Regions from separate parts of the Homo sapiens genome. Here region 2 is linked to region 1. The links are chromatin loops, found by intact Hi-C in ENCODE. Cell type or tissue: HCT116. All regions are shown on one strand. Each heading gives the region's core, and the rest is flanking DNA. Links, peaks and the distances in the headings are about the cores only.

Region 1 (5,383 bases), core at 167-5,166:
GTCAGCCTGGGCAACATGGCAAGACCCCATCTCTACCAAAAAAAAAAAAAAACCTTAGGTATTGTGCATGCCTCTGGTCTAAGCTATTACTAGGGAGGCTGAGGCAAGAGAATTGCTTGAGCCCAGGAGTTTGAGGCTGCAATGAGCTATGATCGCACCACTGCACTCCAGCTGGGCAATGGAGCAAGACCCTGTCTCAAAACCAAACAAAAGAAAGGATAAGATATTCCTTTCCTCTGGGTGGCCACCCCTCAAATGAAGGTTTTATGACCGGCTTCAGGGGAGCAGGGTGAAGGGAAGGTGAGAGTGGCCTTCCTGCTTCTGCTGTTTTCTCGAATACAAGGTGCCATATTTTGAGGTAGTATGTCCTGAACCCCATAAGTTCCCCTCCAGTGAGCAGGTTCAAGGAACGCTTGAACCTGGGAGACAAAGGTTATAGTGAACTGAAATCATGCCATTGCACTCCAGCCTGGGTGACAGGGTGAGATTCATCTCAAAAAAAAAAAAAAAAAAAGGGAACAATAAACACTGAGAAATACAAGAGTACAAGAGGGAGGAAGGAGAGAGGGAGGCAGCAAGGATTGAAAAACTACCTACTTGGTACAGTGTTCACTACGTGGGTGACGGGTTCAATCGTAATCACACCCCAAACCTCAGCATCACACAATATACCTTTGTAGCAAACCTGCGCTTGTATCCTCAAATCTAAAATACAAGTAGAAAAAATAAAAATAAAATAAGTTACAAACTGCTTAAACACACACACACACACACACTTCCCCGTTTCCTTGAGTTTTCATTCTAAACGTTCCCATGTCACATAAAACTTGTGTTAAATAAATGGCTATGCTCTTCTCTGATTCATCAGTCTTTTATTAAGGGTGCCTCTGCCATGAACCTAAGATGGGTGGGGAAATAAATCTTTCCTCCCCTGCAGGACCATGAGCCAAGGTGTGCGGCAGCCTCTAGAATCTGGAGAAGACAAGGAAAGAGATTCTCCCCTGGAGCTCCCAGAGGGAACCAGCCCTACCGACACACTGACTTTCAGTCCAGTATAACCTGTTGCATAATTTTGACCTCCAGAACTATACAATAATACATACGTATTGTTTTAAGTCCTGACGTTTTTGTTAATTTTTTAAAGTCCCAGCAAGAAACGAATACAAGTATCTCCTTAAAAGAGCCTAGACCAGCTGGGAGACCTTGACTTCACCACCCGGCAGGCCTGGCCTCCTCACTGCCATGCCTCTGATCCTCCGTTATGGGTCAAAATTGTCCACCAAACCCAAGGGAATCAGGAGAAAGAGAGGTGGGCTCAGTGAACCACACCCATTGGCTGAGAGTGGAGCGTGCCTGCTGATACCCACACAGTCCTTCGATGCCGGTGCAATAGTGTCCAGCACGGGGTGAAGCATTTATTTTTACAAAACATTTCAGAGAAAAATAGCATTAGAAAGAATCTCTGCTGACCGGGACTGCGTTTAACAAGATATGTAAATTTTTTTTTTTTTTTTTGAGACACAGTCTCGCTCTGTCACCCAGGCTGGAGTACAGGGGTGCAATCATAGTTCACTGCAGCCTCAACCTTCCGGGCTCAAGAGATCCTTCCACCTCAGCCTCCTGAGTAGCTGAGACTCCAGGCACCACCACACCTAGCTTATTAAACAAAAACAAGGGGACATCATGTTGCCCAAGCTGGTCTCGAACTCCTGGGCTCAAGTAATCCTCTTGCCTCAGCCTCCCAAAGTCCTGGGATTACATGCGTGAGCCATTGCACCTGGCCGTATGTGTATCATTCAACCACAAATACCTGCTTCATGCTTTCCAATGTGTTAAGTAGGCACCTGTATTAGTTTTGTGGGGCTGCCACAACCAACTACCACAAACCAGGTGGCTTAAAACAATGGAGATGTATTCTCTCACAGTTCTGGAGGCCGGAAGTCCACAATCAAGGTGTCTCCAGGGCTGTGCTCTCTTCGAAGGCTCTGGGTGAGAATCCCTCTTTGCCTCTTCCAGCTTCTGGGGGCCCCAGGTGTTCCTTGACTTGTGGCTGCGTGGGTCCTCTCTTCATCTTTTTTTTTTGAGACAGAGATTTGCTCTTTTTGCCCAGGCTGGAGTGCAATGGCGTGATCTTGGCTCATTGCAACCTCTGCCTCCCGGGTTCAAGTGATTCTCCTACCTCAGCCTCCCAAGTAGCTGGGATTACAGGCATCCGCCACTATGCCCAGATAATTTTTTGCATTTTTAGTAGAGATGGATTTTCACCATGTTGGCCAGGCTGGTCTCGAACTCCTGACCTCAGATGACCTACCCGCCTTGGCCTCCCAAAGTGCTAGTAAGGGAGGAGACCACCCCTCCTATTGTCTTATAACCAATTTCTGCCTCGAAGAAAAAGTAGGAGTTAAAAGACAGAAGTGAAATCAGTAGTCAGACAGCCCGGCGCTACATTCCAGGCCTGGTAGTTAAAGACTGACCCCGATCTAACTGGTTATGTTATCTATAGATTCCAGACATTGGATGGAAAAGCACTGTGAAAACCTCTGTCCTGTTCTGTTCCATTCTGATTACCAGTGCATGCAGCCCCCAGTCACATATCCACTGCTTGCTCAATGATCACGACCCTCTCACTCGGACCCCCTTAGAGTTGTAAGCCCTTAAAAGGGACAGGAATTGCTCATGTGGGAAGCTTGGTTTTTGGAGACATGAGTCTGCCGATGCTCCCAGCTGAATAAAGCCCTTTCCTTCCACAACTCCGTGTCTGAAGGGTTCTTGTCTGTGGCTCGTCCTGCTACACTAGGATTACAGGCGTGAGCTACCGTGCCCGGCCCTCTCTTCATCTTATATCAGTTACTAGACTTACAGCCTATCCTTACCCAATATGACTTCATCTTTTTTTTTTTTGGAGACAGGGTCTGGCTCGGTTTCCCAAGCTGGCATGCAGTGGCATGATTGCGACTCACTGTAGCCTCTACTTCGTGTGCTCAAGCAATCCTCCCAACTCAGTCTCCCCACCTCCCCCGTGCGCGCCACTTTTGAATCCTGCAACGGGTTTGCCTCTGAGCCCGTGGTGAGCTTCCCGCAGGGCCCTGGAAGTGGCCTGCAGTGAAGCACAGGGGCCACAGGGTGGCAGTGTTTCCTGCGGATGTGGCTCTCACCCAGTTCAGGGGCGCTCAAGGCGTAATTGGTTAATGCAGGTCTGTTTCTCTTTGTCCTTGAAAAGACAGCAACTTTGAGCTCCAAGGAGCAGTCTTCTTTGTGTTTTACGGCTTTTTGAGTCTCTACTTTCCGCCTCCCCGGGATGAGGAATGGTGTGGGAGGAGAGTAGGACTCTCCCGCGGGGGACTGCTGAGATGATCACAGTTTTAGGGTATGGGGTGTGATAAGGCACTTGAGACTCAGAGAGGGGAAGTAAGTAATCCAAAGTCACACAGCTGAGTGGTACCTGAACTGCATCTTCTGATCCTTGCATCAGTTCCTGTCCGCTATGCCACTTGGTCAGCCTTCACAGGCCGGGATGCAAATGGAGACATTGGGGTTGGGATTTTCACTCGCGTCCGTGTGAAGAGACGCGAGTGTGAGAACAAAGCTGTTTATTTCACCTGGGGGCAGGCGCGCTGAGTCCGAAAAGAGAGTCAGCAAAGGCAGACAGATGTGGGGCTGTTTTATAGGATTTGGGTAGGTAGTGGAAAATTACAGTCAAAGGGGGTTGTTCTCTGGCGGGCAGGGGTGGGGATCACAAGGTGCTCAGTGGGAGAGTTTTTGAGCCAGGATGAGCCTGGAGAAGAAATTTCACAAGGTAATGTCATCAGTTAAGGCAGGAACAGGCCATTTTCACTTCTTTTGTGATTCTTCAGTTACTTCGGGCCATCTGGGCCATCTGGATGTATGCGTGCTGGTCACAGGGGATATGATGGCTTAGCATGGGCTCAGAGGCCTGACAGGGATGGAGGATGGGGAAGGGAAAGATGCTGAATGAGCACTGGGTCAAGAGTCCAGAAATATAAGCTTCACTCCCAGCGCATGAGAAGTGGAATTGGGAAGGTGGTCAGTCCTTGCTGCTGGGATAGACCCTGGACTCGGTTTTCTTATCTGTAAAATGGAAATAAAAGGGCCAGGCACGGTGGCTCATGCCCGTAATCCCAGAACTTTGGGAGGCCACGGTGGGCAGATTGCCTGACTCAGGAGTTCAAGACTAGTGTGGCCAACATGGTGAAACCCTGTCTCTATCAAAAAGTAAAAAAAATTAGGCAGGTGTGGTGGCATGTGCCTGTAGTCTCAGCTATTTGGGAGGCTGAGACGTGAGGATGGATTGAGCCCAGGAGATGGAGGTTGCAGTGAGCTATGATCATACCACTGCACTCCAGCCTGGGTGACAGAGTGAGACCCTGTCTCCAAAAAAAATAAAAAAGAAGAAAAAAAAAAGATAAATGAGAGGGTAATAATACATGTGTGTAGATCCTAAATGTTGGCTAGTGTTGTAGGTAAGGCTTTTATTCTCACCTCTCAAGATCTGTGTTGGAGGAAAAAAATGACCTGAACTTTGGGAAATTAGGTACACTTGGTCTCAGAGCCCACTTCATAGCTGTATGATCTTAACCTCTCTGAACCTCAGTTTCTTCCTCTGTAAAATGGGTCTAATAATATCATGGATTAAATGAGATAATCCAGGTAAAGATCCAGCTCAGTTCTTGGCCTATGATGAATATTCACTATATGTTAATACTAGTTGGGATGGGGAGGGGAGGGTAGCTAAGGTCAGAATGGTGGGACGGTTGGGGCTCAGAAATATAGAAATGAGGGCAAACACTCACTTCTCAGGGTGGGCAAGGGAAGGCTGAGAATGTGGCTTTATTATTATTACTGTTATTTATTTATTTTTTTTGAGATGGAGCCTTGCTCTGTCACCCAGGCTGGAGTGGAGTGGTGTGATCTCAGCTCACTGCAACCTCTGCCTCCCGGGTTCAAGTGATTCTCCTGCCTCAGCCTCTCCAGTCGCTGGGATTACAGGCATGTGCCACCACGCCTGGCTAATTTTTTATATTTTTAGTAGAGATAGGGTTTCACCATGTTGGCCAGGCTGGTCTTGAACTCCTGACCTCAAGTGATCCACCCGCCTCAGCCTCCCAAAGTGCTGGGATTATGGGCGTGAGCCACCACGCCTGGCCTGGATTGATTATTTATTTAATTTAGAGACGGAGTCTCCCTGTGTTGGCTAGGGTGGTCTCGAACACCTTACCTCAAACAATCCTCTAAAAGTGCTGGGATTACAGGTGTGAGCCACCACTTCCGGCCAACTCTTGACTTTAAACTAGAAGTAAAGATAAAATAATAACCATAGCAGCTACTATTTCTTAAATACATACATTATTTCCATTATTTCTCA
Region 2 (5,383 bases), core at 109-5,108, 800 kb after region 1:
CTACAGTATATTAACGACAATGTTCAATATAAAGTCTAAAATTACTAGATACACAAAGACACAGGAACACATACTCATTTGCAAGAGAAAAAGAACATCAATGAAGAAAACTAAAGACTCAGATGTTGGAATTAGTAGAGAAGGATTTCAATAACAGTGCTACAGCTGTAATCATTATGCTCAAGGACTAAAAAATTATGTTCAATATGAACAATAAAAATGTTAGTGGAAAAATAGAAATGATTTTAAAATTGAGACTATTTAAGAATGTATTACTCTAAATTAAAAATGAACTTAATGGACCTTATAGCATATTGGAGATCTAAGAAATTTAGCATACTTGAAATTAGTTCAAAAGGAATTAGCAGTCTTAAGAATAGAGAGAAAAATATTTTTATAAAAAGTGAAGCCTCAGTGAATCGTGGAACAGTGTGTGTGTGTGTGTGTGTGTATACATAAAAATTGGAGTTCTAGAAAAAGACAGAAAAAATATTTTAAGAAATAATGACCAAAAGTTTTCCAGATTTTGGTGAAAGATATAAATTTACAGATCCAAGAATATTAGAAAAATCTAAAATGGGAGAAATACAAAAAAAAACAATACTTAGGCATGTCATAATCAAACTTCTTAAAATCAAAAAGAAGATAAAATTTTGAAAGAAGACAGAGGAAAATGATACATTACACATGTGGGACAATTGTTCAAATTACCACTGACTTCTCTACAGAAACAAAGGAAGCTAGGAAGTGATGTCAGCAAGATGGCAGAGTAGGTAGTCCCCCACTCACATTCCCCAATGGCAACAATAATTTCTCATCTATTCAAGGGCAAAAGTGCCTTTGTGAGAACCTGGGGATTTAGGCAGGAGTTGTAAAACCCCAGTGGAGCCCAAGACCTAGGAGAGTTGTTTTGAGAGGGTAGACCCACACCCAGGTGGTAAACTCATTGATGGTGGTCCTAACCCCAGATTTGGAAATGGCCCCATCTGCCTCATGTTTGTTGAAAGCCCTATTTGGACTTGATCCTGCTACCAAAACCATCTGCCTAGGGCTCTGACAGGAGGCAGTCATGCACAGTAGTACCTCAGAAGACAGGCCCACTGAACTTGCTCTCAACTGAGGCCCTGAAACAACCATCTAACTCAACTCCAGCCCATCTCAGCTGCAGTAAGCAATCAGTCCTGCTTGCATAAGGACCCAGAGAGAGACATGTCCATATGAGTCCCTAGGGCAGGATTTTGGATTTTAGTCCCCAGGCAGATGAGAAAGGGCCCTTAATCTTGCCTCCAAACCCTCTCAGCAGCAACCCAAGAGCAATTTTGCCTGTACATGGAGCTGCTGAGAGACTTGCCCATCTATGCCACTGGGACAGCCTTGCCAACTTCAGTCACATTGCAAATCCTGAAATGACCCTGAATTTCAGCCCAAGGCTCCCTCAGCTGAGGTCTAAGAGCAGTTCTGCCCAGCCAGGGAATAGCTGGGAGACAAGTCCATGTGAGTCCCCAGGGTCATACTTGCCAACCTCAGTCCCCATAGCAGATCCTGAAAAGGCCCTGAATCTCAACTCCAACTTAGCTACAGATCGAGAGCATGGCTGCCTGCCCAGGGACCCACTGTGAGACATGCCCATCAGTGACACCAGAGATAGGCCTGAATATTTCTGTCTCAGTTGTAGACCTTGAAGCAGCCCTGCAACTTGGTTTCCGCCCCTCTCAGCTGCAGACTGGAGCAGTACTGCCTGCCCAAGGTCTCACCCAGTGGTCCAGCAAGAGCCCTCCTGGGGACCTGGAGGAGTCATACCCATTCACAAACCGGACAACAGGCCTATTCCTGTGCACCTGAAGTAGACCATCAGCCCAGTACCAGCCCTTTGGACCAAGGTCCTGGAGACAGTAGAGACCACCCTGGGCCCAGACAGGATCCACGCCTGCTAGAGCCCCTGATAGTAGGCTCACCAACTGTGGACTCCATTGTGGACCCAGCAGCAGTCATGTTACCTGGCTCCAAAAGCATTTGGCTACAATCCCATAGGCAAACTCATTTGCCTGGGAACTTGTACTGCCTGGGAACTGTTAAGGGAACTTAACAGAACACAAACCTGCCAAAACCAGTTTCTAAGGCCTGGAAGAAGTATTTGCTCTTTCAAATGAAAAGGTTACTTGAATAACAAGAAATCAGACAAACATGAAACCACCAAAGAAAATTAACAAAGCCCTAGCAACCTACCACAAAAAATTGGATATCTATGAATTGTCTGAAAAAAATTCAAAATAATTATCTTAAAGAAGGTCAGTGAGATGCAAGAAAACACACCTAAACAACTAAATGAAATTTAAAAAAATAACAACGCATAAAAGTTTTTCTTGCAGGGCATGGTGGTTCATGCCTGTAATCCCAGCACTTTGGGAGGCCAAGGCGGGTGGATCACTTGAGGTTAGGAGTTCGAGACCAAGCTGGCCAACATGGTGAAACCTACACTCTACTAAACATACAAAAATTAGCCAGGTGTGGTGGTACATGCCTGTAATCCCAGCTACTTGGGAGGCTGAGACAGGAGAATTGCTTGAACCCAGGAGGTGGAGGTTGCAGTGAGCTGAGATCACGCCACTGCACTCCAGCCTGGGTGACAGAGTAAAAGCCTGTCTCAAAAACAACAACAACAACAACAACAGCGACACCTTTTGGCAGTGCACAATTATTTTTTAATGGAATCTTTAGAATTTTTCTACTTATAAGATCCTGTCATCTGCAAACAGAACTAATAAACAAATTCAGTAACCTTGCAGGACACAAAACCAACGTACAAAAATTAATAGTGTTTCTATACACTAACAATGAACTATCTAAGAAAGAAATCAAGAAAACAATTCCATTTATAAAACACTCAGAAATAAATTTAACTAAGGAAAGTAAAATACCTGCAGACTGGAAACTATAAAACACTGATGGAAAAAATTGAAGAAGACACAAATAAATGGAAAGATATCCTGTGTTCATGGATTGAAAGAATTAATATTGTTAAGGTGTCCATATTATTCAGCGTGATCTATGGACTCGATGTAATCCTTGTCAAAATTCCAATGATATTTTTAACAAAAATAGAAAAAAACAATTCTAAAATTCATATGGAACCACGAAAGATCTCAAATACTCCAAATATGCTTGAACAAAAAGAGAAAAGCTGGAGGCATCACACTCCCTGACTTCAATGTACTACAATATACTGCAAAACTATAGTAATTAAAACAGCATGTTATTGTCTTAAAAACAGACATATGCATCAATGCAATAGAATAGAGCCCAGAAATAAACCATTGCATTTACAGTCAATTGATTTTTGGCAAACTTCCTCAGATAACATAATGAAGAAAGGACAGTCTTTTTAATAAATGGTGCTAGGCACCAACATGGCACATGTATACATATGTAACAAACCTGCACGTTGTGCACATGTACCCAAAGTATAATTTAAAAAATGGTGCTAGGAAAGCTGGATATCCACATGCTGAATGGCGTCAACCCAGGAGGCGGAGCTTACAGTGAGCTGAGATGGCACCACTGCACTCCAGCCTGGGCACAGAGCGAGACACTATCTCAGAAAAAAAGAAAGAAAAAAATGATATTGCTTAACATAAGTTATGAAATTTATAAAATGATAATGAAAAATGAACACAAAGCTGAAATGGTTAACATAAAACACTCAATTAAATGTAAAACAAGCAGGTTAGATTATGTTTTCTGACTCAGAATTATTGCTATACCTATACATGGCAAAATATTTTGGTTTCTGCTGTAAAGTGTATGCAGTAAAGCCTAAGATATTTGCTATCTGAAAACCACTAGAAGAAAACTGCCCCTAACCCTGAAGCTAGAGGTCAACCTATTGAGTGCATTCATATCACAAATATACCACGGATACTAATTATTTATAAGTCATTAAGAACAGGTGGTTTGTAAAATAAATAATCTTATATTTTTACATTGAATGAATACTCTAAGGTATTTTCTTAACCCACTTCCTTATCCTTATACAGTTATTCACTTTCTCAAGAAGGGATGATATTTAAAAGCTTTTAAAATATATTCATAAATAAAGTCTCCTTCCTAGGAATTCAACTCCACATTTCCCTTTTTAGCTAACTTCAGGGAACTCACCAGGAAATAAGTAGTTTGGCTTATAGCACAAGTCTTGGGAGTCTGGGGAATATACCTTTGAATCCTTTCAGTTCTTTGCCACTTACTGACTTTGTGACCCTTGAATAAGTTATCATGCACTGGGATTAATTTTAAGTGAGATGTCAGGCACATAATAAATGTTCAAGAAACAGTAGTGGTTATCTGTAATACTATATATACACTCCACTTTATTCCCAATAATTCACTTTAGAAAGTACAAACTACCTTCTCTCTTTCATCTAATTAGGACGTGCATGTTCTTTCTGCAATTAACTGGTACTTTAAATTCAGACTTATCTCCAGCCAGTGTTTAGGATGAGATAAACTAAGCATTGCCAAAGTAGTCTAGGCAAGGTTTGATGATGCTAGACCACTAGAATCCATAGAGTGGAGGGCTGGCTCTGCCACTCCCCAGCTATGGCCAAATCTCATATTCCACCAATGGGCACAACCACATGGACCTTCCAGGGTTGCTTAAAACAGTAGTCTCTAGGCATTTTGGGTTGTATAATCTATCAATAAAAATATTTAGAATACACATCTTCCCATCTGAGTGTAGCACTTACATTGTTCTACTGCACTAATATAGTATGCATACTATAAAACATAGATGAAAATGAGATAAAAGCATTAAAAGAATTGTATCTCAGTAATTTTTAATTTTATTAAATTATTAACATTATTTTAAAAATTAAATACAGATGGGGTCTCACTGTGTTACCCAGGCTGGTCTCGAAATACTGGGCTCAAGCGACCCTCCCATCTTGGCCTCCCTATGCACTGGGATTACAGGTGTGAGCCAACATGCCCAGCCGATAATTTTTTAAGTTTCTGTTCTCATTTCTTAGTCCCAGTGGATTGTCCCAAAACTCACTTTGGAGACCATTGGTTTAGAGGATTGAGTGAAATATTGCTCATGAAATGTGTTATAAGCTGTAAAGTGCTATTTAAGTGGTACATAATAATAATTTAGGTCGAGTGCAGTGGCTCACACCTGTAATCCCAGCACTTTGGGAGGCCTAGGCAGGTGGGTCACCTGAGGTCAGGAGTTCGACACCAGCCTGGCCAACATGGTGAAACCCCATCTCTACTAAGAATACAAAAAATTAGCTAGGCATGGTAGTGGGCACCTATAATCCTAGCTACTTGGGAGGCTAAAGCAGGAGAATCTCTTGAACCTGGGAGGCGGAGGTTGCAGTGAGCCAAG

What was found. A loop is a pair of places that touch in the nucleus more often than their neighbours do. Peaks named below come from ENCODE experiments on the same cell type or tissue, not always from the same donor. Only the 100,000 strongest peaks of a DNase experiment are listed, where the experiment ranks them.
Region 2: it touches region 1 in a loop (4-fold over the local background); 6 of 110 quality-filtered maps call a loop at or near these places.

Annotation. Positions count from the first base shown.
Region 1 is chr16:19,904,506-19,909,888 of GRCh38, forward strand. No RefSeq gene overlaps it. Among named protein-coding and RNA genes, the nearest start is that of GPRC5B, 22 kb to the left of the region's middle. In HCT116, for the core only: a CTCF peak has its summit at 3,115 (motif pointing right); a DNase peak (open chromatin) is centred at 3,156.
Region 2 is chr16:20,705,655-20,711,037 of GRCh38, forward strand. It overlaps a transcript of ACSM3 not described here and the pseudogene LOC124903661. Among named protein-coding and RNA genes, the nearest start is that of ACSM1, 11 kb to the left of the region's middle. In HCT116, for the core only: a CTCF peak has its summit at 2,681 (motif pointing left); a DNase peak (open chromatin) is centred at 2,782.